Regions from separate parts of the Homo sapiens genome. Here region 1 is linked to region 2. The links are chromatin contacts, found by Hi-C or POLR2A ChIA-PET in ENCODE. All regions are on one chromosome and are shown on one strand. Each heading gives the region's core, a stretch centred on a gene start or an enhancer-like site at or near the end of the contact. The rest is flanking DNA. Distances are from core to core; before and after follow the strand shown.

Region 1 (3,289 bases), core at 619-3,118, 180 kb after region 2:
AGGAATTGAACTCAGCTCTGCACCAAGCGGACCTAATAGACATCTACAGAACTCTTCACCCCAAATCAACAGAATATACATTCTTCTCAGCACCACATCGCACTTATGCCAAAATTGACCACATAGTTGGAAGTAAAGCACTCCTCAGCAAATGTAAAAGAACAGAAATTATAACAAACTGTCTCTCAGACCACAGTGCAATCAAACTAGAACTCAGGATTAATGAACTCACTCAAAACCGCTCAACTACATGGAAACTGAACAACCTGCTCCTGAATGACTACTGGGTACATAATGAAATGAAGGCAGAAATAAAGATGTTGTTTGAAACCAATAAGAACAAAGATACAACATGACTTGCTTTTTAAATGGTGCACTCAATGTCTCGATCCTATAAAATGAAGCACAAATGTGAAATTTCAGGAAGTGTGACAGACCAATGGAGAAGACACTTTTGGAGTTCTTTCATTGTACTCTCTTCTTGCTTTCTCTGCCTATGGGTAAGATTGGACATTATGTCTCCCCAGCAGAGGAGGAGGCTTGGTCTCTTGTGCCAGAGGGGATAAGGCAGCCATGTTGATGGCTTATCATTCTCTGAATTAGAACCTGTGATCTGAGTTCTGAGATTTGAGATCCAAGTCCACCTGATTGCTGGTTTTTTTCCTGCCACCTCCCTGCCAGACTGTCCTTGCTCTTATCTTGCTGGGAGGCTGACTTCTGCAGACTGACTCCCCAGGCTCCTTGCCATTTCACTTCTGATTGGCTTGGCTGATTGGAGACACTAGTAGGAGATGGGAGATGGCAGATGAAAGAGTTTAGGACATTTTTGCTCTGTTCTTCCACTGTTCCAGCATCACTTCTCTCGCACTAGCTGTGTTCCCCATAAATACAACCCCCACCAAGCTACAGGATCATGATTTTCTTCCCTTCTTCCTTTAGTCCTGGGGTATTGATGCATTTCTTGTTGTTTCAAGTCTCTGCATGCCACATCATATCTTGTTTGATTTCTTTAATCTGCCTGCCTCTGCAAATAACATACCCTCCCCAGGCAAGGCAGTGGTCTGAGCCAAACTTGTTCTTCCACAGAAGCCTGGGCTGTGGCACTGGGAGCTGCCAATTTCTTGCTGTGCAACTTTGGATATTTCCCTACCTCTCTTGAGCTTAAGTGGCTCCATCCAGCCAGGAGGGATTGAATTTGATGACCTCTCATCACCCTGAAAGTTCTATGTTCCTAAGTGTCAAAATGGCACTATTGTTTTAGGGGTGGAGTTGGCCCCTTTCTGACCTGGTATTTCCCTTTTGGGGCTAGAACCTTGTCTCTGAAGGTGCCTCACAAAAAAGAACTCAAAGCATTGCGAGCCTAGCATAAATGCCAGCTCTCTTAAGGGTTCACATTGAAGGGGACACTGGAAGCTTTCTTGAGAGAAAGCATAGGCAAGCTGAGCCTCAGCTTCATTATCTGGGAAATGGGTATAAAATGTGAGTGCCTCTGACCTCCTTGCTGTTTGGGTTAAATGAGATAGTATGTAAAAAGTGCCTGAAACATTCACAGTGCTTGTATGAGAAGACAGTGGTTATTATGCTGATGATTACACCAAGAATTGCCATCTGTTTGTTCTAAGGAATCAAGGTGGGATACCCATTGCCTGTTTTTTTTGGAGTCCACTATTAGGTTTCTCTTTAGCTGAATTTTGGGAGAAGGCCACTAGGCTCTCTCCTCTGTTGTTTGCAGTTTTGGAGGTTGCTGTCTCCGCCTTATGGCACTCAGCCCAGCCTTGGCTGCTGCTGGCTGCAGGGAGTGGCTAGGGCTGGACGCTGACAAGATGCATGGGTCCAGAGTATAAAGGAACCCAGGAGCAGCTGAAGGCAGGTCAGATGAAGGCTAGGTGGCTGGAACTGCAACCATGGTGCCCAGCTTCCTCTCCCTGAGCTTCTCCTCCTTGGGCCTGTGGGCTTCTGGGCTGATCTTGGTCTTAGGCTTTCTCAAGCTCATCCACCTGCTGCTGCGGAGGCAGACGTTGGCTAAGGCTATGGACAAATTCCCAGGGCCTCCCACCCACTGGCTTTTTGGACATGCCCTCGAGGTATGTGGAGGTCGGGAGGGTGGGGGAGAAAGAAAACATCCTCCCTCCTTTCAGAGAATCAGGCCTAATTCCCAGGGGGCTGTGGAGGGAGACTTCAAACTTGGGCAGGGGGATGATGTCCTGGGATCCATGGCTTCCATTCAGCTTTCCCACCGGAATTTCTCCTTCACTCCAGCCTTTCAAGCTGACTTCAGAAGTGGGGGCAACTTCCAAGTCAGGGCTCAAGCATGGCACAGACACCTTCTCCTCATTCTGAGGCCCAAAGTTTGGACCAGGTTCTGCTAAAAGCTCAGCAATGACAGAAAGGCAATGGCAGAAATCCAAAACCTCTGGATAGTACATAGAAGTAGGCAATCCATTGAAAGCTCAATCAGCGTCCGTGTTGTTGTGTGTAGTGTAAAGATTTCCATTTGTAAGGCAGGAAATGAGAGTGAGCATGAAGATGAGTACCGCCACATGACAGACCTCACCGAGTGTCTAAGCGGTTGGTGTCCCCAAAGGCAGGGCTCTCCCGGCCATGCCTATGGGTGGCTCAGGAGCCGTGACACCTTCCCAGGTTCAGATCATGGTTCGTCTTCCTGTTACTCCAGGGTGGGAACCACCTTAGCCCCTGCTCTCAGGAAGATCTCTTAGTTTCCTACTGTATTGGGGATCTAGACCAGAGGTTTCTAATTAGACACAGGGCAGGGAATTGGAATCAACTGGGAGGAGCAAATTCCTGGACCTCCAGTTCCTGGAGATTCCAATTTGTCAGATTGGAACTAGGAGTTTACATTTATAAACCTGTCCAAGTGTTAGTGTTTTGATCTGCAGCCAGCTTGGGGAATCCAGGTAGAGATGCCAGAGACTTTTCTTTCTTTCCCTCTCTTTTTCCTTTCCTTTCCCTTTCCCTTTCTTTCTTTCTTTTTTTCTTCTTTCTTTCTCTTTCTTTCTTTCTCTTTCTTTCTTTCTTTCTCTTTCTCTCTTTCTTTCTTTCTTTCCTTCCTTCCTTCCTTCCTTCCTTCCTTCCTTCCTTCCTTCCTTCCTTCCTTCCTTCCTTCTTTCCTTCCTTCTCTTTCTCTCTCTCTCTTTCTTTCTTTCTTTTTTTGATGGGGAGTTTTGCTCTCTCTCCCAGGCTGGGGTGCAGTGGCGCAATTTTGGCTCACTGCAACCTCTGCCTCCCAGATTCAAGCAATTCTCGTGCCTCAGCCTCCCAAGTAGCTGGG
Region 2 (3,686 bases), core at 73-2,572:
TGGCACAAAGTCAGTGTTCAGGCTTTAAGGAAAGCTTAGACTAGAATCTTAGAGTTAAAATAGCCCTGATAGATCAGCTGGCCCAACTCACTTGTACAGATGGGGAAACTGAGGCCCAGATGAGGAAACTGAGGCCTAAAAAGAGGACTTGAGGAGCCTGTGTCCACATAGCAAGTTACAAGCAGAACTGGGAACTGGGATAAGGTGGGGCTCAGCTCATGACCAAGAGTAAAAGACCATTTTCCTGCACTGGCTCATCAATGGTCTGGTGGAGACAGAGAAGAGGAGGGGAGTGGAGGGACAGTGGAAGCATCTTCTCCACCAAACAGCCCAACCTGCTTCCTGTCCCCAACACACTGACTCCGCACAGCAACTGGGGTGTCCTGACCAGTGAGCTAGAGTTCCACCTTACTCCTGTGGAACTTCAAGGCCTGGGTCTCTTTCCAGGAAAATGTAAGCTCAGGGGGTGGGTGCAGGGCAGGTGCTCTTCTAGCCACAGGGTTAACTCCCTTCACTCCCCACCCCCATGCCCTCACTGAGTTTCTATCTGTCACAGAACCTCTGTCTCTCCCTGAACCACTGCCGTTCCCCGTCCTAGCCCCCATTTCCCAGTGATGGCTATCCTTTCACTCCTGGAGTGGCAGTGCCTTGCTCGTTCCCTGGGTGCGGATCTGGGCTTCTCAAATGAAGACAGCAGGCTGACCCTACCTGTTTCTGATATTTAGCCCCCTGCTAGGCTACATCTACCACTCCTTGGGCCTGGCCCAGGATCTGGGCCAGAGGATGGCCCCAGTTTGAACCCAGAATCCATCCTGGGACTCTCTCTAGGACAGAGGTCGAAGAGAAAAAGTAGAGGCGAAGACTCCACGCTCTCCTCGCGGCGCGCAGCCACCCACGCCCACCCCCGGCTTCCCTGCAACCTCAAACCAGCTCCCAGGGCCAGGAAGGTCGTAGGACCCAGAGGAGCCCGCCTGACATTTCCGCTCCCCGAAAACACGCCCCCCAACCCCTCCCCTCTGCCCCGTACTCCCCCACCCCGACAATCCCCCCCGCAACTTTCGAAGCTCTGAGCCTCGGACGCCAGCCTCAGGACAGCGGCCAGCCTGCCTTCGGGCGGGACTCTCCTCCGGACTGTGCCACGCCAGGACGGCCGAAGAAATGAAAGTGGAAGCCAGGCGGGCGGGGTGCGCGGCGAGGCCGCAGGGGCACGGCGCACACTCACGGGTCCTCTTCTGGCCGTGGGGTCACATTCCCAGCCACAGGATCGCCTTTCTCCTGCAGGTCCCGCAGTGCCTGTTCTCTCTCCTGTCAGCCTGTCCGTCTGCCTGTCCTGCCGGCCGCGGCTGCCCTCCTGCCCCGGGCGACGCCAGCTCCGCCCCGGCCCCGCCACGCCGCGGCCACGGGGCGGGGAGGGGCGGAGAAAGGGGACTCCCCTCCACTCCAGTACACAGACGCACTCGCCCCCACCTTCCCGGAAAGTCCATATGGGGCTCCCAGCTTCCCCTTGGACAAAGGACTAACTGAGCTGCCCGCCCTCTCGGTGCTTCCTTGGACCTCCACCAAGGAGGCAGCCTCAAGTTCCCAGACAGTAAAATGGGAAAACGCTCGGCTTCTTCTGGAGCAGAAACAAGAGCTGCTAGATAAGGGTGGTTTCTTTGCCCTCCTAGAATCGTCTGCGTCACACTTGTCCCGGGACCCAATAAGGGATCGGGACCGTCCTATCCACTCCCATATCCTCAGCTCCTGGCACATAGCAGGAACTCAAAACCCACTTGATGAATGAATGAATGGGTGAGTGAAGGAATAAATGAACGCCTTGGGAATCATGAGCTGAGTCCTTCACCCCTGAGGGACAAGCCCCAGAAGAGCGCTCAAATCACAAACTTCATCTCCTCACCAGGGAGGGGGCCTGGCTCAGGTTGGGCTGATTCTCCTTGCTCCTTACCCAGAGTCACCCCATTTCTTATCTCCAGACCCTTATCCCAGCTGTTCCATTTTAGAATACCTTCTCTCCCTCCTTCCTTCTGACAAATCCAAACCACTCAAGATCTGATCTGCTCTCCCTACCACCTGGGTTCCTTCGAGGACAGACAGATATCCCACCAGCATTCAATGCACACCGTGGCCCCCAGGCCCAGGGACCAGTTGGCTGCTCTGTCTGGGATGGGAGGGAAGATTGGAGGCTTTCTAGGGTAGGAAGCCCAAAGCAGAGAGCTTAGCCATAGAAGCCACTCTGGAGGGGTGGGAGGTGAGTAGATGCGGGTAGGGGAGAGCTGGAGGCCAGAGGTGGGCATTTACCATGGCACACTGGACCTCCCTTGTGTCTGGACCTTCTGTTGCTGGATGACATGAGAACACGCTAGATCCTTAACCCAGATCATATCCTTTGCAGCAACATGGGCTGGAGCTGGAGGCCATTATCCTAAGCAGACTAACACAGGAATAGAAAACCAAATACTGCATATTCTCACTTACAAGTAGGAGCTAAACAATGAGAATACATAGATACTAGGAGGGGAACAGCAGACACTGGGGCCTGCTTGGGAGTGGAGGGCGGGAGGAGGGAGGATGAGACAAAAATACCCATCAGGTACTATGCTGCTTACCTCGGTGATGAAATTATCTGTACACCAAATCCCCATGACACAGAGTTTACTTATATAACAAACCTACACATGTACCCTTGAACCTAAAATAAAAGTAAAGAAAGAATCCCAGCTCATAGAACTGTGGGTATGTTCTTTTGTTGAGCACCAATTTTTGCCCCAGTCTAAAGTTCTCTGTATTTTTATGTCTGACTCTTAACTCTCTGCCCTGAATCCCCTATAAACAAACACTTGCTTATGGAGCAAATTAAACTATGCTTCTTTATTTATTTGATATCCTAATCAATATCTTTTATTGAGTATAACTCTCCACTCATATCAGATCAGGGGACTGGGTGATAAAGCTGACCTGGTTGCCGACCTCAGGTGCTGACAGGTCAGTAAAGGGGACAACACACAGAGATACACAAGGTCACAGCTCAGTCACCCAGAAGTGAGAATGTGGTTGTGGACTGACGGACTTTGTAAGAGTCGGGGTATTTGCAGGAAGCACATGGAACACCCAGAATGGGTATGTTTAATGAAGACATTATTTACAGGTATGGTCAAGGTGTAGGGAAACCACACAGTGTATCACCAAAGGGCTCACAAGAGCAGAGGCTGTCAACCCCAGGCTGCAGGAGTGTGGGGAAGGAATGGTGAAAGTGGGAGCTATGAGGAGGGCGCTGCTGTGGCCTAAGGTGGAGGGGCATACCCAGCTCACAGCAATCATACAGGGAAGGACAGGGGGCAAGTAAGAGGCCTCACTCTCCTCCCTCTCTCCCTCCGTCTGATCTCTGGCCAGGTTTCCCCCACTAGCTGAATCCTCCCAGAAGCTAAGAACAAGGGAACCTGTTGCTGCAGCCCATAGACGTCAGCCTCCTAGGGCGTAGAAATGGGTAGAGGGTGGAGAGCCATCTGAGGAGCCATGTGGGGTCAGGGCTGACTTCATAGGGGAAATGATTTGGAAACTGCTTGTGTTTTCCTTATCATTCAGTTCTAAATAGTTCATAAATTTCAGTGTAATTTCCTCTTTAACTCTTGAATGATTTCAAAGTATGTTTTTCAGTTTCTCAGCCTATGGGAGGTTTATGTTTTTCT

The links. A loop is a pair of places that touch in the nucleus more often than their neighbours do. ChIA-PET counts read pairs that join two places held with the same protein, here RNA polymerase II (POLR2A). Pooled maps may share reads with other maps.
Region 1: a map of PC-9 shows a loop between it and region 2 (5-fold over the local background). The contact joins the promoter of CYP4B1 here to the promoter of MOB3C in region 2. A Hi-C loop is called at or near these places in 1 of 168 maps with a recorded cell type or tissue (PC-9) and 2 of 50 pooled maps. POLR2A ChIA-PET finds 5 or more read pairs at or near these places in 1 of 52 experiments (WTC11).

What each region holds. Positions count from the first base shown.
Region 1 is chr1:46,797,178-46,800,466 of GRCh38, forward strand. CYP4B1 (cytochrome P450 family 4 subfamily B member 1) reads left to right here and starts at 1,869. Exons shown (of 12, transcript NM_001099772.2): 1 at 1,869-2,084. The coding sequence starts at 1,905.
Region 2 is chr1:46,615,489-46,619,174 of GRCh38, forward strand. It overlaps MOB3C (MOB kinase activator 3C), which reads right to left and starts at 1,323. Exons shown (of 4, transcript NM_201403.3): 1 at 1,223-1,323. RefSeq lists an enhancer at 748-817 and a silencer at 1,218-1,497.